Regions from separate parts of the Homo sapiens genome. Here region 1 is linked to region 2. The links are chromatin loops, found by intact Hi-C in ENCODE. Cell type or tissue: OCI-LY7. All regions are shown on one strand. Each heading gives the region's core, and the rest is flanking DNA. Links, peaks and the distances in the headings are about the cores only.

Region 1 (11,786 bases), core at 2,967-10,966, 73 kb after region 2:
ACTATATAAATTCATGGAAATTAAACAATATGCTCCTGAATGACCAGTGGGTCAGTGAAGAAATTAAGAAGGAAATTTTAAAAATTCTTGAAGCAAAAGACAATGGAAACACAACATACCAAAACCTGTGGGATACAGTGAAAGCAGTACTAACAGGAAAATTTATAGCTGTTAAGTGCCTACATCAAAAAGAAGAAAAACTTCAGCCCAGGCATGGTGGCTTACTCCTGTAATCCCAGCAATTTGAGAGGCCAAGGAAGGTGGATCACTTGAGGTCAGAAGTTCAAGACCAGCCTGGTCAACATGGTGAAACCCTGTCTCTACTAAAAATACAAAAATTACCCAGGCATAGTGGTGCATGTCTGTAATCCCAGCTACTCGGGAGGCTGAGGCAGGAGAATTGCTTGAACTCGGGAGGTGGAGGTTGCAGTGAGCTGAGATCACACCACTGCACTCCAGCCTGGGGCAACAGAGTGAGACTTCATCTCAAAAAAAAAAGAAGAGAAACTTCAAATAAACAACCCAATGATGCAACTTAAAGAACTAGAAAAGCAAGAGCAAACCAAACACAAAATTAGTAGAAGAAATAATAAGGATAAGAGCAGAAATAAATAAACTGAAACAAGGAAAACAATACAAGAGATCAATAAAAACAAAAGCTGTTTTTTTAAAAAGTTAAAAACAAATTTGACCAACCTTTTGCCAGACTAAGATAAAAAGAGAGAAGACCCAATTAAATAAAATCAGAGATGAAACAGGAGACATTACAACTGATATTGCAAAAATTCAAAGGATCATTAGTCCCTATTATGAGCAACTATATGTCAATAAATTGGGAAATCTAGAAGAAATGGATAAATTCCTAGACACATACAACCTATCAAAACTGAGCCATGAAGAAATCCAAAACCTGAACAGACCAATAACAAGTAACGAGATTGAAACTATAATAAAAAGTCTCCCAGAAAAGAAAAGCCTGGGACCCAATAGCTTCACTGTCAAATTCCACCAAACATTTAAAGAACATAGCAATCCTACTCAAACTTTTCTGAAAAATAGAGGAGGAGGGAATACTTATAAACTCATTCTATGATGCCAATATTACTCTGATACCAAAACCAGACAAAGACACATCAAAAAAAGAAAACTACAGGCCAATACCACTGATGAATACTGGTGCAAAAATCCTCAATACTAGCAAATTGAATTCAACAACACATTAAAAAGATCAAGATCATTCATCATGACCAAGTGGGATTTATCTCTGGGATGCAAGGATGGTTCAACATATGCAAATCAATCAATGTGATACATCCTATCAACAGAATGAAGTACAAAAACCCTATGGCCATTTCAACTGATACTGGAAAAGCATTTGATAAAATTCAACATCCCTTCATGATAAAAACCCTCAAAAAACTGGGTATAGAAGGAATATGCTTTAACATAGTAAAAGCCATATATGACAGATTCATACCTAATATCATACTGAATGGGGAAAAACTGAAAGCCTTTCCTCTAAAATCAGGACCACGACAAGGATGCCCACTTTCACCACCATTATTCAATATAGTACTGGGAGTCCTGGCTAGAGCAATCAGAAAAGAGAAAGAAATAAAGGGCATCCAAATTGGAAAGGAAGAAGTCAAACTATCCTTGTTTGCAGATGATATGATCTTATATTTGGAAAAACCTAAAGACTCCACCAAAAAATTATTAGAACTGATAAACTCAGTAAGGTTGCAGGATACAAAAATCAACATATAAAAATCAGTAGCATTTCTATATGCCAACAGTGGACAGTCTGAACAAGAAACTAAGAAAGTAATTCCATTTAAAATAGTCAGGAATTAAAGAAATGAAAGATTTCTACAATGAAAACTATAAAACACTGATGCAAAAAACTGAAGATGACATCAGAAAATGGAAAGCTATTCCATGTTCATGGATTGGAAGAATAAATATTGTTAAAATGTCTGTACTACCCAAAGCAATCTACAGATTTAATGCAATCGCTATCAAAATACCAATGGCAATCTTCACAGAAATAGAAAAATCATTCCTAAAGTTTATATGGAACCACAAAAGACCTAGAATAGCCAAAGCTATCATAAATAAAAATAATAAAACTAGAGGAATCATCTTACCTGAGTTCAAATTATACAACAGAGCTATAGTAACCAAAACAGCATGGTACTGGCATAAAAACAGATATGTAGACCAGTGAAACACAATACAGAGCCCCAAAATAAATCTATACGTCTACAATGAACCCATTTATGACAAAGGTGCCAAGAACATACAATGGGGAAAGAACAATCTTTTCAATAAATGGTGCTGGGAAAACTGGATAACCATATGCAGAAGGACCCCTATCTCTCACCATACACAAAAATAAAATCAAAATGGATTGAAGACTTAAATCTCAGGCCACAAACTATTAACTACTAATAGAAAACATTAGGGGAAACTCTCCAGGACGTTGGAGTGGGCAAAGATTTCTTGAGTAATACCCCACAAGCACAGGCAACCAAAACAAAAATGGACAAATCAGATCACATCAAGTTAAAAAGCTTCTGCACAGCAAAGGAAACAATCAACAAAGTGAAGAGACAACCCACAGAATGGGAGAAAATATTTGCAAACTACCCATTTGACCAGACGAGAATATATAAGGAGTTCAAACAACTCTGCAGGAAAAAAAATCTAATAATCTGATTGAGTGATCTTTCAAGCTCATTCTTCTCAAAAAAAGACATACAAATGGCAAATAGGTATATGAAAAGGTGCCCAACATCACTGATAGTCAGAGAAATGCAAATTAAAACTACAAGGTGATATCATCTCACCCAGTTAAAATGGCTTTTGTCCAAAAGACAGGCAACAACAAATGCTGGTGAGGATGTGGAGAAAAGGAAACCCTCCTAACTGTTGGTGGGAATGTCAATTAGCACAACCACTATGGAGAACAGTTTGGGGGTTCCTCAAAAAAATAAAGATAGAGCTACTATGCGATCCAGCAATTCCACACGTAGGTATATACCTGAAAGAACAGAAATCAGTATAATGAAGAGATATCTGCACTCCCATGTTTAGGGCAGCACCACTCATAATGGCCAAGAGTTGGAAGCAATCTAAGTGTCAATCAACAACAGATAAATGGATGAAGAAAGTGTGGTACATACACGTAATGGAGTACTAGTCAGCCATAAAAAGAGAATGAGATCCTGTCATTTGCAACAACATGAATGAAACTGGAGATCATTATGTTAAGTGAAATAAGCCAGACACAGAAAGGCAAACTTCTTATGTTCTAATTTATCAGAGCTAAAAATTAAAACAATTAAACTCATGGAGATGGAGAGCAGATGGTTACCAGAGGCTGGGAAGGGTAGTGTGGAGTGGGGAGGGCTAATGGATACAAAAAAAACAGTAAGAATGAATAAGACCTAGTATTTGATAGCACACAGGGTGATTACAGTCAAATATAATTTAATTATATATTTTTAAATGACTAAAAGAGTACAATTGAATTGTTTGTAACACAAAGGATAAATGCATAAGGTGATGGACACCCCATTTAGCTTGATGTGATTATTGTGTGCCTGTATCAAAATATCTCACATAACCCATAAACATATATACCGACTATCCCCACAAAAATTTAAAATTAAAAAAAGTTATATGAATGTGGTCCCTCTCTCTCTCTGCCTCAAAATATCTTAATATTTTTGGACCGCAGTTGACCATGGGTAACTGAAACCACAGAAAGGGGAAACCCTGGATACGGAGGACTTCTGTATTTAACTCTTGCTTTGAAACAGCCTTGCTCAAGACATCACCCTCAAGTTCATTACGCAGAAAAAGTCATTAAATCACCAGGTGTCTTGAGAGTACTTTCTTTTCCCTCAAACTGACTGTGGGATCACAGGGCCAGATCTAGGGCCAGCTCAGGAGGGCACATGATAATGGAGTACTAAGCCAGGCGCACATGCAATGGGGTGCTGGCAATGGTGCTGTGGGTTATTGTACCACAATGAGATGAAGCACATCAACACAGGTAGAGCAGTCAGGAAGGTGTGGCGGCCGCTGAAGCTACTCCGTGCCCGGAAGGAGGAGGTCAGCTCCTTTAAGCAAGGCATTTTCTGTCTTACAAGTCCACATCTGTATCCCCAGCATTTGGTACAGAGACTGACAGTTAGCAAGTGTTCAATAACCATTTGTTCAATAACGGAAAGAGTATAGGATCAGCTCGATATGGTGAGTGATGAAATACAAGGCACGCCCATGATGACCATCCCCCTTTTACCAACATGGAGGTGAGGGCTGAGGAAGGCGGGTCAAACAGCCAGCCAGGGGCTGGGGCACGGAGGAAATCCAAGCTCCTTGGCTTCCAGCCTTACCTCCAGTGTCTGTGGGAGTCATCTGGACAGCCTGAGCATTCCTGCCTGCCATCCACCCTCCCACCACCTTCAGGAACGTGGTCCTCTCCTACCTACCCTGTCCCCACAACCCAGCTGTCATGGCTAGCAGGGTGGGCCTGGGAGTTCTGCCAGACCTTGTCCTGTTGTCTGCAGCCCCAGCCTGTCTCTCCTCTGAGCTTCTTCCTGAGCAGGTATTGTCACATTGGTTGTCTTTGTCTGCCACCTGTTCTCTTCCTGAAGCCTCTCCTGTGTGTGTCTTCCTCAGTAGAATAGGAGTATCTCCTATGTCTTTGTTTCCTGCCCATAAAAACTTGCCCAATTTGGGAAGTGCAACTGAGGTCTACCAGGTTTGGTATCCAAATACCTCTCTTCAGATACTAGTTCCCCCACTTGCTGTGTGACTGGACAGAGCTGTCTGAGCAGAGGCGTGAGTTTGGGATACTGTAGGGATAGAAGAGATGGGTTTGGTGGGATGTTGTCCCAGAGGAGGGACGCCACATCGCTGGGAATGTAGGGCATGAGCAAGCTGAAATGATGAGCCTGTGCTATGCAGTGATAGGGCTGGACTGTGACAACCTTTCCATGAGCAAATCTGTGTGGACAGCTGCTGGATCTCCAGGCAGAGCCGCTATGTATCCTTCTAATCAGAAGACCAAATCAAACCATCCCACCAACCTACACAGGGTAGACGGAAACCTATCCCCCACCCCACCGCCACCACCAATGAATGGTAGGCCACGAGGAACCATTTTTACCTATTTTCTTCTTGGCTTCTTTTCCAGCAGAGAGAGAAAAGCTCAGACAGGCTGTGGAAGAGTGGTAGATCAGCTGGTAAGGCGAGTTCACCCCAATGGCGGACATGTTTGCGAGGGACTCTGGAGTGGGAGAGAGAGAGATTCTTCTTTCAACTGTTTACTTTTAATTTTATTAGCCAAAAATGTAACATGGATTTCTTGTTCTAGTAGTACGGTGGGTCACATACTGTAAAGTGCCGCATTGTTACAAAACACCTAGATCTTGGAAGAAGATTTTGCAATGCACCGGCAGAGCAATTAGAGGAAATCTTTACAGTTCCCCTCTGCAGTGCCTCTCCTCCCCAACCCTCTCAAGAGGGGGACCGGAACAAGGAACAGCAAGCAAGCACGAAAAGTGATATTACTCCAAGGGCAAAGGCAGGTATCAGTGCTGCACCAGGTCAAGAGGATAAGCCTTGGGCCAGCAAGAAGGAAATTAAGAACCATCTATTCCCCCTTATCTAAGCCACAGACATCAGATGCTTCTTCAATAATATATCAGTCTCTTGCAGAATCACACCATCTTTTATAGAATCGTTTGATATCTGACCACTTAAGAATTAAAATGTAGCACCCTTATGGCTAGTGGAAAATCTTGTTCATTCTTATACAAACCTCACCAAATCATTTGTTTATTCTTCCCCCAAATATAGTCATTTCACTGGTTAGGCGTGAAACCACTGTTAGAAAATTTTAGGTGATTCACTCATCACAGCTCACTCAAATTCAAAAAGAAAATGGCAAATTTGACCTCCTAAGTGGACAAAGACTATAGAGATTCCACAATGGATGATAAAACACAAAAGTAATCACCTCTGCTAGTGATCCAGAAGTTGAAATTAAGACAACTTTCAGGACCTTCTAACTTGGTAGAAATGAAAAGAACTAACAATAGCCAGTAATGGTAAAGAAGGAATAAAACCCATCAACCCTGCTGGTGTAGAGAGAATCCAAATTAAGTGTGATTTCAGAAGAAGAGCTATATATATATACTGAGACCTCTGCTCCAATGATCCCTCCCCTGTGAAGTTAACTAAATACAACAGAAATAAGAAGCCAGGTGCATAAAGTTGCCTATTACAATGCACATTATACAAATAACAAAAAGCCTGGAAACCTAAGCATTTCGGTAAATGTGGAACATGAACATTACAAGGAGTCTATGCCCACTCAAAATGACAATTATTTAAAGTATATAGCCATGTTGGAAAACAGCTGTACTCTGTTAAGTAAAAGAAACTAAGAAACAGAAAAATTGCAATACTCTAAATATATATATATACATACACGAGCACAGGAACCACAAAGGAAACTGCAAAGGTGAAAAGTAGCTCTTATATGAAGATGGCAGGATTGCTTCCTCTTTTTTGCATTTTTATTAATGATATTGTCGTCAACTAAAAATAAAGGAGCAGTCTGGTTTTCTTCAGTGACAAGCCAGGGCTAGTAGGTATCAGGACAGGAGGGAAGACTACTTAGCACAGGGGATATTCTGGATACAGCTTTTTTTCTTTTTCTTTTCTTTTTTTTCTTTTTTTTTTTTTTTTTGAGACAGTCTCACTCTGTCATCCAGGCTGGAGTGCAGTGGCACAGTCTCGGCTCACTGCAACCTCTGCTTCCCAGGTTCAAGCGATTCTCCAGCCTCAGCCTCCCAAGTAGCTGGGACTACAGATGTGTGCCATCACGGCCGGCTAATTTTTTTGTATTTTTAGTAGAGACAGGGTTTCATCATGTTGGCCAGGCTGGTCTTGAACTCCTGGCCTCAAGCAATCCTCCTGCCTCAGCCTCCCAAAGTGCTGGGATTACAGTCATGAGCCGCCACACTCGGCCTGGTCCCAACTTTAAAAGAAGTTAACTCTAGACCTGTTACAGCTTTGGTCTACCTCACATAAGAGGACGGTCCCGAAAAACATAATTCATGCAAAACAAATCATCAGAGTTTGAATCTTCTTTTTTATGCCCCAGGAGTGCTATGTAAGTAAAGTCCTTTTAGGATGAATGAGTGTTTTTCCAAAATAAATGGATCACTCCTTCGTTTTTGTTTTGCTACTTAGATTTTTGTCTGGAAACTCTAGGCTTAATTAAAGAGAGGAGCGTCTGCACCAGCAAGTGCCAACAAGACAGGGATGCTTGCTAGGGAGTGTGATGGAGAGGGGCGCTCTCAGCAATCGGCTGGTGCAGCAGGACAGCAAGATGCAGAGATCACCCAAAAGGCCCCCTGCCCCCAGCTCAGCTTAACTCTCTTCCCATTCTCCTCCATTAGATGAATCGCAGCCCACAGAGGATGCCAGAAGCCACTGTGCCTCCCTCATCCTGAAAGAATGCTGAAACACTTTATCAGAAGGAGTGTTAGTGGTGAGGACCATTTTCCTTTTAAAAGTGAGGAGACATGGTATTCAGGTGGGAGTGGCTCAGGCAGGTGTCAGGCCCGAGGGTTGGGCTGGAGCTACCCTGACATCTGCCATGGGACTCTCATGCACGTGCAACAGACTACTTAGCAGCTGTGCCCCCAAATGAGGGAGATCTTTAAGCCCCAAAACAGAATGCAAGGTGCAGAGCTCTGTCTGGCGATCACCACCTGCACAAATAATTACAGCACAACTAGAGGACCTGTGGTCTCAGAGCCTAGCTGATCCTAAACAAAACAGGCACAGTGTAACTTCCCCTAAAACAGAGATCTTCATTTCATGGTAAACACTGTGGGTAAGAGTGTTTTATCACAACTTTGTCTTAGAAAAGGAAGCCAAAATTTATGAAAATAACATTTTATCTTGTATTTTAAAAAATTAGTTGGTACTCTAAGAACACATTAAGTCTTACAAAGAAAATAAAAATGACTGCTGGGTTTTTCAAGGCAGTATGGTTTCTTTCTTCCTGAATGATTGTATCATGGCAATAAAACATAAGGCCCTTCATGTTTTCCTTTTGCAAAATTATTGAAGAGCTTTACTGCTTTTTATTTTCTCTCCATGGAGTCATGATCCTGTATTCGGTTTTCCCTTCTGCGGCAGGCGGCTAGTGCTGCTCCCCCGCATCAGGCATCAGGGGCATTGGAGGGGCATTCTGCAGCTCTCCAGCATCACTTTCATTGACTTCATGAAATCTTACATTTTTTCCCCAAGATCTGCAATTTTTCTATGCAATTTATTTGCACTGTATGTGTGTATTAGCAGATGTTTAATCTCTGACCATCAGGGGAGCCTGACAAAGCTACTGACTCAGTGGACAGGGAGAGAGACTAAATGGGGACTGACTCTACAGGTGACAGCAAATAGTTAGGAGATAGAATTTTTTTACGCTTCCTATAAAACCTCTTGTCAGTGAGTACTTTCAGGCATTCAAAATGAACACCTGTGTATTTACCAAGCTTAAGACATAAAACACTGCAGAGCAAAAACCAAATAACTTGATTTAAAAATGGATTAAGGACCCATTTCTCAAAAGAAGAGACACAAATGGCCAATAGGTATATGACAAAAAAGCTCAATGTCAGTAATCATCAGAAAAATGCAAATCAAGACCACAATGAGATACCACGTTACACCTGTTAGAATGGCTATTACCAAAATGACAAAAGCTAACAAGTGCTGGCAACAGTGTGGAGAAAAGGAAACCCTTGTATGCAGCTGGTGGGAATGGAGATTGGTGCTGCCATTATGGAAAACAGTATGGAGTTCCTCTGAAATTTAAAAATGGAACTACCATATGATCCAGCAATTCCACTTCTGGGTATTTATCCAAAGAAAAGAAATCAGTATTTCAAAGAGATATCTACGCTCCTATGCTCATTGCAGTATTATTCACATAGCCAAGACATGGAAACAACCTAAATGTTCATCAAAGGATAAATGGATAAAGAAAATGTCACACACACACACACACACGAATATGATTCAGCTATTAAAAAAGGAAATCCTGGGCTGGGCGTGGTGGCTCACGCCTGCAATCCCAACACTTTGGGAGGCCAAGGCAGACGGATCACAAGGTCAAGAGATCGAGACCATCCTGGCCAACATGGTGAAACCCCGTCTCTACTAAAAATACAAAAATGAGCCGAGCATTGTGGCACACACCTGTTGTCCCAGCTACTCGGGAGGCTGAGGCAGGAGAATGGCGTGAACCTGTGAGGTGGAGCTTGCAGCGAGCCAAGATCGTGCCACTGCACTCCAGCGTGGCAACAGAGCGAGACTCCGTCTCAAAAAAAAAAAAAAAAAAAAAAAAGGAAATCCTGCCATTTGCTACAACATAAGTGAACCTAGAGTACATTATATGCTGAATGAAAAAAAAGCCAGAAAAAAAAGACAAATCCTGTATGATCTCACATACATGAGGAATCTAAAAAAGTCAAACTCAAACTCATAGAAGCAGAGAGTGAATGGTGGTTGACAGGGACTGGAGGGTGGCAGCGGGGGAGTGGGAAGATATTAGTCAAAGGGTACAAACTTTCACTTATAAGAGGAATGAATTGTGGAGAACTAATATATAGCATGGTTACTATAGTTAATATCACTGTATTGCACACTCAAAATTTGCTTGGGGAGTAGATTTTGTGTTCTTAACACACATACACACACACACACACACGCACGCACGCACAGAGAGAGAGAGAGAGAGAGAAACAGAGAGAGAGAGAGAGAGGTCACTGGGTGAGAAAAAAGCAACAAAAAGAACATTACAGACTCAACTGCTTGCTGTCTTCCAGATCCTGTTCCCCTTCTCTCTCCCCAGAGATCACTTCCTCGAATTTCCCCCTTCATGCTTTTATACTTGTACTTTGTGTAATGTACCTATAAATGATATATTACTACTTTCCATGCTTTTAAACTTTGAAAAGTAATATCCTCCCACAGCTTCCTCTTTTTTTTCCTTAATACTATCATTGGAGATTTCTCTCTGTAAATATCTATGCTTTAGTGCCTCACTCATTTTCGTGATTCATTATGTCCCACTGTCTAAATGGACCTTAATTTATATCTTTTTCTCTTGTTGATAAACATTCGGATTAATTTTTGCCAGTCCAAAGAATTCTGCAATAAACATTTCTTTTTTTATTTTTAATTTAAAGACAGTCTCACTATGTCACCCAAGCTGGTCTTGAACTCCTGGACTCAAGGGATCCTACTGCCTTGGCCTCCCAAAGTGCTGGGATTACAGGCATAAGCCACCATGCCTGCCTGCAATAAACATTCTTGTATGACTTCTGGAACATGTGTGAGCTTCCCTCGGGCTGTATGACTCGAGTGCAGCCTGTGGACTGCCACTGACCCACATAGGCCATGACCAGGTGAGCACAAAAACTGAAGGTGAGCACTGAGAGGCCTGTGCAGCAACTTGACACTGCTGTGACATTTATCATGTGTTTAAAAGGGTCAGTCCACAACAGACTGGAAATTTTAAACATGAGTCCTTCACTGCACGTAGCTTGAGAGCACGGCTCTAGGGAATGACCTCTAAGAGGAGCTGCTGGGTTGTGAGGTGTAGCTGTTGCCCACTCAGCAGATACCGCCAAACCACTCTCCACAGGAATTGCACCAATTCATCCACTCACCTGTAGCATTTGAAAATCCCTGTTGCTCCACATCCACCTCAATTCTTGGAAATGTCAAACCTTCAAACTGGGGGTTTTGCCTTTCCATTGCATTCCTGCTGATATTGTTTGCACTTCTTACCTAAGGGTTGAAGCTCAGGTACCCACCTTTCCACAACTGTCCGCTGCTGTAGCCACTTCTCCCGGCTGTGCTGATCAGGCAGTTGAAGGCCATCTCCTTGGCATTGAGGTGGAGGAGCTGGCTGGCCTCCACAAAGCGCCTGGTGATGTCCAAGGGGTTGGCACCCACTAAAGCAATGATAGAAAGCAACACGTGTCCCTCCTAGCATGGGGCTAATGCTTCCAGAAAAGGACCTCTGTAAATGGCCCAGGAAAGAAGGGTAGAGTAGAGCGCTATTCCTAGGGTATGCAGGGGTGAGGGGGCTACTGTGAAAGGCTCTCAAGCTCTGAGGACCCTTCAGATGTCGCTTTGCTCTCCTCCCTTTGCCTGTCTCTCTTCCTACCCATAGGCCTGGGTACCGATGCTATTGGTTTCTGAAATGATGCAGCATCCAGAAGGCTCCATCACTGGTGCTGCTGTAGGTCCTGGCCTTGATCCTGGGATGACACCTTCACTTTGGAAGGACCCCGGTTCTTTTTTTTTTTTTTTTTTTTGAGATGGAGTCTCGCTCTATCACCCAGGCTGGAGTGCAGTGGCATGATCTTGGCTCACTGCAACCTCCACCTCCTGGGTTCAAGCGATTCTCCTGCCTTGGCCTTCTGCGTAGCTGGGATTACAGGTGTGCACCACCATGCCCGGCTAATTTTTGTATTTTTAGTAGAGTCAGGGTTTCACCATATTGGCCGGGCTGGTCTCGAACTCCTGACCTTGTGATCATCCTGCCTCAGCCTCCCAAAGTGCTGGAATTACAGGGGTGAGCCACCGCGCCTGGCCTGGGACCCTGGTTCTTATGACTCCCCCTTGTTCTGGCTCTACTGGGCTCTGTCTGGCTACTTCCCAATCAGCCCTGCTGGTTTGAA
Region 2 (11,786 bases), core at 2,495-10,494:
TTTACAGAATTCATGACAGTTTGCAAAGTACTCTGTGGCTTACTGGGTGCATTAAAGTTTACACAGGGCTTTGCAGTTCACAGGGCACATGACAGTTTAAGGAACACTTTGTCATCACAGGTGCAGTCATCTCTGACAGCTTCTGATCCTCTCAACTCACTCCTCTGAGAATGGTCCAGAAAGAACTACACCCCCATCCCACAGGGAGGGGACTGAGGCCCAGCAAGGGCAAGGCCAGGTTTGTGGCATCACCTGGGCACACTGTCTCTCCAGGGCACCTCCCTACCCTGGCTGGGCCTCCACTTTCCCTTCTCTAATATGGGCACTCAGGGCCCGGGGTCATCTTTTCTGCAGGAAGCTCACCCACCAGACTCCCACATTGCCTAGCAGCTGGGGTTGGAGCCCAAGGCTTCACTCTCCTCTCCCCACCACCCCATGCTAGGCCCAAGGGCAGCACCACAAAGGGGCACTGCCAGGCGCCTCCACCCCAGACACTTGTGAGGGCTCCAGGACACCAGGTCTGGCACATTCCCATCCTGGGGACCTAACAGGCTAGCAGGCGAGGCAGACAGTTGGCCAGTTAGCTCCAGTCCTAGGTAGATGGAGAATGGCCTTTCCGAGAGGTCCCAGCAGGAGGATGTGACAATGGAGGGACAAAGCAGAGGCTTCCGGCCCTCGCTGGTCTCCTGTGCTCCAAGACATCTTCCACAGTGAGTCGGAGCCGTCGTCCTGACAAAGCTGCCTGGCCACGCTCCTCAAAGCCGCCTGGCCACGCTCCTCAAAGCCTCCCACAGCTCTGGCCACACTCAGGAAGGGGACAGCCGCCCTGGCTGGGGGTCAGGCCGGCTGCACTTGGCTTCCAGCTACCCTGGCGCCCCACCTCTTCACCTACCCACTCTCTGCATCCTGGGTGCTGGCAGGCTGAGCTAAGAGGGCCAACTGCCCTCCCTGCCTGGTGGGCCCTTCACGCCCCGTCACCACTGTCACAAGTCCAGTCCTGGTCTCTTGTGTACCTCGTCCCCACTGCTGTATGAGTGCAGCCGGGCAGCACCTCTGCTCACTGGCACAGATAGGGGCCTGCAAATAGTGACTAGTGTGTGACCCCCCTCCCCCTCGCCGGCTGCCCCTGAGGGTGATGACGGAGGCAGGGGGATAGCAGTGACTGTCGTGTGCAGGTGGACATGGTGCAGACTCACGAGCTCTGCATGTGTTCTGGGCTGTTCTTCCCAGCCTGGCTACTGCTGGCTGCTTGAAAGCTTTCCTGGCAGCTCCAGCCTCCTGAGCCCTACCAGGTGTCAGAGCTCCCTCAGTCCCCTCCATCTGGGGGCCTGGAAGCTTTCGGGAGTGAGGATGAGCTCTTGGCCTCTCCGGTCCCTATTGTGCTGGTGCCCAGTTGGGAAGAGTCTGGCAAGGACAGGGGCTGAGCCAGATGTGACCCAGCGCCCCGCACAGGGCTGCCCTGGGGAGGGGATCACTATCTGCCACACAAGAAAGGAGAAAAGGCACAGGCTGAGTGGGGGACAGGGAGGCTCCAAGCCTCACACAGCTCTGGTCTCTGATCAGTCCTGGCCCCGAGCTGGGCTGCTGTTTCCCAAGCTTGGAGCCTTCTGTGGCCTTATCTTGGTGCAGCCCACTGGGCCCGCCACTCCCAGAGGCCCTGCAGACTCCCCCAGTTGTTTTTGGCCTGGCAGGCCCTCACCCTTCTGCTCTGTTTGTCAGAAGGCAATCTACCTGCCAGGTGACAGCTTGCCCCAGCCCCTGCTGGAGCTCATGAGGCCCCCGTGGGGACCCTTTCTTCCCCAGCACCTATGGTCCGACTCCTTTGTGGGTTCCTCTTCCTGCTCCTGGCCCTTGCCTCTCCATGGCGGCTTCACAGATTCCAGGCCCACATTGAGAACTCTTTCTGTGGCCAGCTCCTCTGAGGAAAGAGAAGGCTGAAGTGCCCCCAGCCTGGTGACCACCCCAACCTGACTGGACCTGGCTTCCAGCCCAGCTTCCCTGCACCTGCTCTGCTCACCTATTGCTTTTCTCTCCACCTCCTCACCTCCACAGAAGGATTTCCTGGACTCCCCCCCAACACTTGTGCAAAGCCAAGTCTACTCTGGGTAAGGAAGACATGATTCCCACCAAGCAACAGTGAGGGCCTCCCTCTCCTAGCACTCTAGATGCAAAGCTGTTGGCCAACATCCCTCAGTAAACGGAGGACATAGAAAACAATGTCAGCTCCTGGCACTGCAGACTCCCTTGCTCTAGGCATGGATTCTTCTGATTTCAGAGACTGTTTCCAGCATAATGGTCCCTCACGCTACCCCTTCCATGGCCTCTGACCATCAGCCTTCCAAATCTAAAGGTGAACATTTATTCTTTCCCCCAAACCATCCCGTAGCAACTGAGCCTGCTGAGACCTTGATTCAGCCATCTCTTCTCCCTCAAGGGCACAACTGATCAGCAAGCCTTCTATGTATTCATCCTGGTTGCATATTTAGAAAATAAATGGACCGGCCAATCACAGAGGCCTGCCCTTTAGGCTGCTGCTGAACCTCACTCACTGGGGTGTGGCTGCAGAAGCTACCATCTGAACCACATGCATCCACCTTGTCCATGAGGACATTGTGAGATTTCACCCAGTATCTTCTGGAATCCAGGTGATGCGGCCGGCCAACAGCACGTCTTGTACTACTAACCAGTCACCCTGCTGGAAGAGGAACTGGGGTGGATGGAGTGCTTTTCAAACATGTCCACAAATTCTTCAACACTCTTTCCCCATCAAGAGGTGGTGTCTAATTCCCCCCGACCTTGAATATGGGCTGGCCCCAGGGACTTCAGTGCAATGGAATGTGTAATGCTGCATGACTTATGAGGCTAAGGCATGAAAGGCAAGACAGCTTCTCGCTGGCCCTTTCCTGGGAAGCTCCCTCTTGGAACCCAGCCACCATGTTGTGAGGAAGCCCAGGCCACTTGGAGAGGCTACATTTGAGTGGTCTGGCTGACAGTCCACACTGACCACCAGGTATGGGAGTGCGCAAACCTTGGAGATGACTTAGCCCCAGACAACTTCTGACTGTAACTGTATGACAGACCTTCTCACTCCTGCCAAACAAGAACCACTTAGCTGAGCCCAGCTGGCACCAGGACCATGACAGAGAATAACAACAACAACAACAACAACAACAACAATAATAATAATAATAATAATAATAATAAACGATTGTGTTGTTTTATCCTACAAAGCTTGGGTGGTTTGTTTCACAGATACGGATTATAGGAACAACTGCTATGGCAATGCTTTCAATTAAAGATTCTATTTCCTTTTTTCACCTAAGTGCTCTTAAACCATCAACCCACTTGGCTATTCTAGGATTAGGAGGAGTCCTACTGGTTAATAGTTTCACGAATCTGCCTCTTTCCATTTTCAAGAACCTAGACCATCTTGTGTGCATGTTTCTAGTTTGTATGTATGTGTGTATGTTTCTATCTAGTTTGTGTGTGTCTGGTTTGTGTATATGTGTGTATAGTGTATGCATGTGTATGTGTGTCTAGTTTGTGTCTACTTCTGTGTGTCTAGTTTGTGTGTGTTTGTGCATCTAGTAAGTGCAGGAATCTAATGTGTGTACATGTGTGTCTGGTTTACATGTGTTTATAGTTTGTATGTATGTGTATAGTTTGTATATGTGTGTATCTGGTTTGTGTGTATGTATGTGTGTCTAGTTTTCTGATTCTTTCCTCACCATTCCTGAACAATTGTTGAAGACTGTTGTAAGCATACCACTAAGTTCTTTCAGAATCCTTGAATATAACACATTAGGAGACCAGAGCTCATTTTAATGATAATAATATCACTAACAAGGGTAGGCAGTAATCTCAGTAAACGTGAGCTATGTGCCAGCACTTCCCATGTGCTGACTCCTCTAATCCCCATAACCCAATACAGTGAGTCTCACTCTACAAAGAAGCTGGCGCACAGAGAGGGTGAGTGTTTTACACAGTTCACGCAGCTATGAAAGGTGGCCGGACTCCTTAAACTGTCATTTCCTACTAAAGAGCATCTTCCTTTTGAGGACATCTAGAGCCAAATAAAATATGTCTCTTTGTAACTACTTTCTGGCATCCTCCACTGTGATGTCTGAACGTCTATGTCCCCCCAAATTGATATGCTGAAATCCTCATCCCTAAGGTGATGGTGTTGGGAGGCAGAGCTTTTGGGAGGTAAGGCAGTCAGTCATGAGGGTGGGACCCTCATGAATGGGATTGGTGCCCTTATACAACAGGCCCCAGAGAGACCCTTGTCCTTTCTGCCATGCAAAGACACAGCAAGAAGGCGCCATCTATGAACCAGGAAGCAGCCCTTCCCAGACACCAAATCCATTGGCGCCTTGGTCTTGGACTTACCAGCCTCCAGACAGTGGGAAATAAATGTTCAACAGGCTAAGACATTCACTCCCCATGCACCATAGCAGGCTAGCCTTCTTCTGAATGTTTCTGAAAATGCCCTTGCTGGTCCTCTTTGGCATCTTCCTGCAGCCTCAGCTCATCTTCAGCCTGGGCCCTTCCCAATAGCGTCCCCCTGTCCTGTCCTGCCCTTGGTGCCTCTGTCTTTCTCCCTGGGATTGTTGGTGACTGGTCTTCAAGGACCACCAAGCCCTCTCCCTCTTGAAGTCTCAGGCAGTGGGGTCTCAGTGACTTTTCTGTCTGCACCTTTCAGCATCTGCTCCTCCTTACCATCCACAGGCTCCTCCTGGGCCTGCCTTCCCCGCTGAGTGCTCTGAGTTGTGGGGGTCACTTGGCATGACCTCTTCAGTTCCTCCAGAAGTGGGTTGCCCCACTCGGACAAGGCCCAGACTCAGCTTACTGCAGTGAGAAGGGCATAAGACTCCTAGAAAACTGAGGGTCCTGTGTGGGAGTAGGGGGTACCCAGACTCGGTGCTGTGGGGGTGCAGTCACAGGACTTAGGGCTGCATACCCCAGGTCTGCATATAAATAACACTTTCCACATGCCCCATCATTTGCTTCACAGTTCACAAAGCTCTTTAACGAACACACTTTCATGAGATCCTCACAGCCTCTCAAGGTGGGCATTATTTCCTCATTTTGAAGGTGAGGAAACAGAGGATTAGGGAGGTAAACTGATTCACCACAGTCACCCAGCCAGTAGAGTGGAGCAGGGGCTCCAACCTCATCCTGCAAGTGTCTCACTGCACCGTGCTGCCCAGGCATTCTCAAATCTGCTCATGTTCCCCTAAAGCAGTCTTCAGGCGCTTCATGCAGCGCAGGCTCCTTCCTGGACTAGGATGTATTCTTCTTGAGCCACTCAAAGCTAGGTCTCTCGGCTCAAGAAGATCATCTCACGAGAGCTGGGCCCAGGAGGTGCTCAACAAGTTGGCATCACCTGGTTGAAAAGCCCAAGCTCAGAAGCCCAGAGGCAGACTTAAGCCAGCATTTCCTGCTACAGGGGCCTGGGATCACTTCATGAATGGCCTTTGTCTGTGTGGGGAGGCTGAGGCAGGAGGATCACTTGAGCCCAGCCATTCAAGGATGCAGTGAGCTATGATCGCGTCACTGTACTCCAGCCTGGCCAACAGAGTGATACCCTGTCTCAAAACAAACAAACAAAAAAACAAAGCAGAAGCAGAGCCCAGCTTGCACATGAGGTGGTGGTAGGGTGTGGTGGGACAGAGAGGGGGTGTAGCCAGAGCTCCTGCCCACCAAACCTGTCTAGAATATTCCAACAGAAACAGGGACTGTGCAAGCATTCCCATGTCCCTCTTTCCCCAAGGGGGCTCTTTTTCCAAACTTGTGTCCCAAAGAAACCCACAACATGGCTTTGCTCACACACCCCCTCCCACTCTGCACCTGCTCCCATCTCTCCCCTGCCCACCTGCAAAGTCCTCCTGCCGCAGTTTTTGCCATGTGTGTGCCACAGGTGGAGGCTTCCCACCTCCAGCCCCCCTCCCCACTCCATCCCTTCAGCCCCGCCTGCTCCCCTCAGTTCCCCTTTCACAGCCCAAGTCTCCTTTCTGCCCTCCATACCTCCCCAGGCCCATCCCTCATCCTGCGTGTTTCCTGTTTTACCTGAATTTGTAGTCATCCGGCAGGAAGTAGCCCATCTTGTAATCCTGTTGAGACCGGAAGATCTGTTTCAGCAGATTCTGCTTGCTGAGGCCATATCCATTCAAAACACGGCCCCCAAAAATGAGCTTCCCCCCGGCAAACATCTGTTGACAGGAAGGAAATGAGGAGAGATCCTCAGCACATCAGCACAGCAGTGTCCACTGATAAGACAGGCAAGTTTGGAATTTCACTAGAACAGCGCCACAGGCCTCTCAGAGCTTACGCCGTGAGGCAGGCCTGGGGTGGCTGGGGAAGGAGTGCTGCCCTCCCTGAGTTGCCCAGGGAGGTATGGCTGAGTCCAGCCCCTGCCCAGGCTGGGACGGTGGGGTTGCCCTATGATCTGGGGGCCTGGTCAGGGGTTTGGCTCAGCCATATCTCCCTGGGCAACCTGAGGAGGGCAGCACTCCTTCCCTTCTGCCTGCTTGGCCACCCAGCTCAAATGCACTTCACATACAACCCCACAGAGCCCTGGGGCCAGAAATGTGTTCTCCTGCTGTGTATGTACGTTTCAGCTTATCCCATGGAATGGGAAACCCTTGAGGGCAGGGCTCCCACCCCCATAGGTCAGTCCCCAACAAGTAGACACCTACCCAAATATTTCTGTGCAAAAATATTCATGACGGCATTATTTGTTATGGCAAAAAAATACAAATAACTTAAATGTCAACAAAAACAGCACAAATAGATAAAATGACAGACTCTTCACTTTGGGAGGTCAAGGTGGGCGGATCACAAGGTCAGGAGTTCGAGACCAGCCTGGCCAGTATGGTGAAACCCCAATCCTACTAAAAATACAAAAATTAGCCGGGCATGATGGTGGGAACCTGTAGTCCCAGCTACTTGGGAGGCTGAGGCAGGATAATCACTTGAATCCGGGAGGCAGAGGTTGCAGTGAGCCGAGATTACACCACTGCACTCCAGCCTGGGTGAGAGAGTGAGACTCTGTCTCAAAAAAAAAAAAAAAAAAAAAGAAGACAGACTCTTACACAGTAGTTAAAAATCAGGTGTTACAAACTAAATAAGGACATGGGGAAATGCTCATGGTATTTTAATTTAAAAAGAAGAATTGCAAAGAATATATGCAGAAAAGGACTGCAAAGGTCAGACACCAAAATGTTAGCATGTGGTGGCCCTTGCAGGTGCCAGGTACATATCTGTGGGGTGAGCAAATGAGACTCTCTGAGTGATCTGATGATGTCATTATTTTCTAAATTATATTTTCTAAGCTTTCCATAAAGAACATGTGCAAGTATTTACAGTACACTGTTTTTAGGATAAAGCCATTTAAAAACAAACAGATGAAGGGAATTTGATTTGCTAGGTTGAATGTCACCTGTCCCTGCAGTCTCCTGGGATGGGGGACACATAGGGTCCTGGGCTTCAGCCCCAGCTCTGTGTGCTGGGTGACTCTTGGTCAGTCTTCCTGCTCTCTGGGCCTCAGCCACGGTGGGGAGATAATTCCGCAGCCCCTCCCTTCTTCTCCTCTCTCCTCCTCCTCCCACATGTGTGATTCTGCAGGGGCAGAGGTGGCTGCGGCTGGGGTGGCAGGCAGTGGATAGCAAGTCCCTGCTGGCTCACCAGAATCATCCCCTGCACCACAGAGTTCTTCTTCACCATCAGGGGAGGGTCCTCCTGCAGGGGGCTGTCCAGGTCATACTGCAGCAGGCGGTAGGAGTCATACCGGCACTACCAGGAGAGAAATATGAGAACTGGTCACCCCCATGCCAATAAGATGTACCTGGATTGCCATATTCTCGGCTAGGCCTGGTTCCCCCTGAGTCCTGGAGCCCTGTACAACTCCCTCTCCCCAACTCCTCCTGCTCCAGGGGCCCTTGGGCCTGCATGCACACCTCCCATGACTGTCCCTTGAGGATGTCCCTGGATCTGATTAGAGCCCGCTAGGGGAGAAGGCCATTTCCGAGATGGCTGCCCCACATGTGACTCCCACTAGCCTGGCTCTCTGGGGTCCACAGAATGTGACTGCTCCCTTGCCCTGGAGGTAGCACTGCAGAGGTTTGAAGATGGGAACTGTGTTCTTAGGTGGACCCGTTTCCAGGCTTTTGAGTCTACTTTACACAGCATAAAGAATTCCCCCACTCCCTACCCACTCCTGGCAAGCCCCTCAGGACCCTCCCAGTCACTATATCCAGGGAGAGGACCTGAACTGAACCCACACCTCAAGGTAGGGTGTGGGCAATTCAGAGGAAAGCTGGCCTCTCTCCCCTCCTTCTTTCTGGATGCCTCAGATCTATTAATACAGCCAATGTGCTGTCTTCCCATTTTATCTGCCTTATTTCCAGGTGCCTCCAGCTATCCTTTCAGTCTACAATATGAAACTCAGAACCACACCCAGTGTTCTAGCTGTCAGGGAAAGAGAAAGTCTGGGAACATTTCTGCATTCACCAAAGACACCCTAATCTGACACCTGCTTCCAAGTCTGTCCTCCAGGCCTGCTGCCCACTCCTTTATGAACTTCAACTGCCTCAGGCCACGCCCTGTCCTCACTCACACTGTTCATGGCTGGGCTTGGCCACCTGAGCACTCCAATTGCTTAGGGACAACTGTTAGCGAACAACGACTAGCCCCATAATAAGCTAAAATCAACTCTAAGTTCCCCCGTGGGCAGGGATTTTATCTGTCTCTACATGGACGGACACACAGAATTAACTCAATACATGCTCACTGGATTGAACTAAATTGGAGGTTGGCTCTGGAAAACAAACATGGCTTTGCTGTATGGGACAAGTGAAAAGGCTTGTGGCTGAGTCTACACTCTTGGACTGAGATGGTCAAAGGGCTACTGGTGTCTGCTCAGAAGGTCTGGAGCACAGACCCGAGGGTGGACGTGCCAGAGTCAGGGAGGGGCCACTTCTGGGAGGAGGGTGTCCATGCAGAACCCCTACCCCTGGTGTACATGAAACCCAGAACTCTGCAGCAGCAATTGGGAAATGGGCAAAGACAGCGGATTCTAGGAGACAGGAGGGCAAACAGGGCTTGAAGGAAGTCACCATGTGGACACCCAGCTCATGTGCTCATGTGCCATCCTTTGCTCCAGTTGGTCTGGGGTTGGGGCCAGCCTTCAAACTGTGCCAATGTTGCTGGGAATGACTGCATGCTTGGAGGATTACATAAGCCTGATAGGTGGGAACGACTCTACTGCAGCGATGAGTAGGCAGGAGTGGGTTCCATGGGCCTGAAGACTCCCTTTAGACCTCAGCCATAACCAGCTGGGACCTTGAGCAGTGCTTCTCTCCTGTCCCCCTTCGCACAGGCCACTGCCTCTTCTAGGAACATTAATCACCTGCCAAAACCCCATTTAACCTGGATGGCCCTCCGGACCCCCAGATGGCAGCAGGCACATGTTCCCAGGCTCTTGTGTGCCCAGAGCTGTCCTCTCACGGCCTCACTGGCAGTGCTGGAGTTGCTGCCACACTGGGAGCTCCTCTAGGGCCCGGTTTGCATCTGAGTCATGCTGGGTGCCCAGGGCCCGGTCCATGCCCAGCACACAGTGGGTACTTGTGACAGTCTACAAGTATTTTCAGAGCCCTGAGGATTCAGTGGTGAGCACTGCCCGTGCTCTAAATATTCACACCAACAAGCAGTCACAAACTGGAAGGAAAGGACAGTGCCCTGATTTTGTCTCAAGGGTCAGAAGAGGGCCTGGCCCTTATGTGGTGACATTCACCTTAGAACTAGAGGATGAGCGGGAAGGACAGAAGCAGGGGGAGGGAGGACACTGCAGACAGGAGAGTACACACAAAGACTCCAAGGAGAAAGGAGCTGAAGGAGGGTGGCCCCTCAGGCAGGTGCTCAGCCAGTCCTAGCACTGTGGGGGTTTTCTCGGACTGCCCCACTACCCCTGCCCCTGGCCTCCAGGGCCTCCTCACTGGGCCCAGACCAACCTGGATGCAGGGGGAGCCACGGCCCCGCTGCTGGTGGTTGTAGAGAGTGTTCAGCAGCCACTGGAGCTGCCCAGTGCTGGTGTAGTTCTGGCTTGAGATGATCCCAAACACCAGCACTTGGCTGGGGTCTCGGGGCGCCAACAGGAAGCGCTCCAGCTCCACGTCAGAGACCAGGGGCGCCTTCACCAGGCACTTGCAGCCAGCACGGGTGTCTTCCTTGAGCATGAGCTTCCGCAGCACCAGCGGGCAGTCTGAGGGCAAGGCCGCCCACCTGGTGGGGCTGCGCCCCTCGCGGGCCTTCCCTCTGCAAGGAGGAGCACAGTGCACAGGGACCCTCAGAAGGTGGTGAAGGTCTGTGGTTCCCAGAGCCCCCTGGCTCCTGCTGGTCAAAGGCCCTGCTGCAGGCAGATTTTAGTCTGGGCCCTGCTGCCAATGTGCTGCACCACCTTGAACAGGTCCCCTAACCTCTCTGGGCCTCTTTCCACAGTGCAAAATGAGAGTAACAAGTTACTCCTTCACCCATCCATTGGGTCAAAAAATGCTTTAGTGTCATCCTTAACTCCCTTCTCTCACACCGAACACATCCCATCTAATCTTGTCAGCAAGCTTGTCCTCTCTACACTCAAGACAGACCCACAATCTGACCACTTTTCCTCCCCTCCACCCCCACGGATGTGGTCCAAGTCTCCTTCATTCTTGCCTGGCTGCCTGCTAATGCCTCCTAATGGGTCCTGTGTTTTCTTCCCTGGCCTGTCTTCAGTCTGTTCTCAGACCAAGGGATCCTGTTAAAACCTAGCTCACGTCATGTCACTACTCTCTTCAAAACCCTCCGGTGGCTTTCTACCTTTTACAGAATAAAAGCCAAAGTCCCTGCCATGTGCTTCAAGGCTGCAAGAATCTGCCCCCTGCATTTCATCCTCCTTACATCTCTTACTCTCCAGCATTCCTGCCTTTGCTCACTGCACTTCAGCCACACTGGCCTCCACTTGTCCTTTAGTCTTGGAGGATAGTGGCCTTTGCTGTTCCTCCATAGAGCCATTATGTCACTCTCACAAGGCTCTGTCCAAACGTTACCTTCTTAATGAGATTTTCTGAGTGCCCTATTTCATCCCTCTTCTTCCAACACTCTTTCCCTTCCCTGTTTTATTTTTCTTCTTAGCATTGCTTGCTATCTAACATATCTTTTACTTTTAAATTTTATTATTGCACTTCTCTGTCCTACTAGAATGCAAGTTCCATGAGTTCATGAATTTGGTGTGTTTTGTTCAGTGGAATAAAACAGTAGCATTTGAAAAATAGTAAAGATTCAACAGAGATTCAATAAATATTCAAACCAATATTTGTTGGGCCCCTACTATGTGCCAAACACTGTACCGGGTTGTTGTGAGGGTTGTGGTATTTACACGGGAATAAGCGCCATCCAAATAGAAAGTGCTGCTATGATTCTACCTTTATCGATGTCTATTCCAAGACTGTGGATACTGTAAAATGCTAAACATGACGAAAGGCAGTAGCATGTTTAGCATTTTACAGCATCACAGTCTTGGAATAGACATTGTCTTGGTTAATTTTATAACAACTCTGTGCAACAGGCAGGACAGAAACTCTTTTTTCTTTTTTCTTTTTCTTTTTTTTTTTTTTTTTTTGAGATGGAGTCTCGCTCTGTCACCCAGGCTGGAGTGCAGTGGCGCAATCTCGGCTCACTGTAAGCTCCGCCTCCCGGGTTCACGCCATTCTCCTGCCTCAGCCTCCTGAGTAGCTGGGACTACAGGCGCC

The links. A loop is a pair of places that touch in the nucleus more often than their neighbours do. Peaks named below come from ENCODE experiments on the same cell type or tissue, not always from the same donor. Only the 100,000 strongest peaks of a DNase experiment are listed, where the experiment ranks them.
Region 1: it touches region 2 in a loop (2.2-fold over the local background); 18 of 110 quality-filtered maps call a loop at or near these places.

What each region holds. Positions count from the first base shown.
Region 1 is chr3:14,683,510-14,695,295 of GRCh38, reverse strand. It overlaps C3orf20 (chromosome 3 open reading frame 20), which reads right to left. Exons shown (of 17, transcript NM_032137.5): 4 at 10,914-11,054; 5 at 5,180-5,299. Among named protein-coding and RNA genes, the nearest start is that of C3orf20, 14 kb to the right of the region's middle. RefSeq lists enhancers at 6,436-6,495, 8,669-8,818. In OCI-LY7, for the core only: a CTCF peak has its summit at 7,327; DNase peaks (open chromatin) are centred at 3,835, 6,545, 7,745, 8,765 and 1 weaker place; H3K4me3 peaks cover 4,798 bases; H3K27ac peaks cover 6,273 bases.
Region 2 is chr3:14,755,899-14,767,684 of GRCh38, reverse strand. It overlaps C3orf20 (chromosome 3 open reading frame 20), which reads right to left. Exons shown (of 17, transcript NM_032137.5): 13 at 10,011-10,314; 14 at 7,687-7,794; 15 at 6,070-6,212. Among named protein-coding and RNA genes, the nearest start is that of LINC02011, 50 kb to the left of the region's middle. In OCI-LY7, for the core only: CTCF peaks have their summits at 6,351 and 6,550 (motif pointing right); no DNase peak of the experiment used is centred there.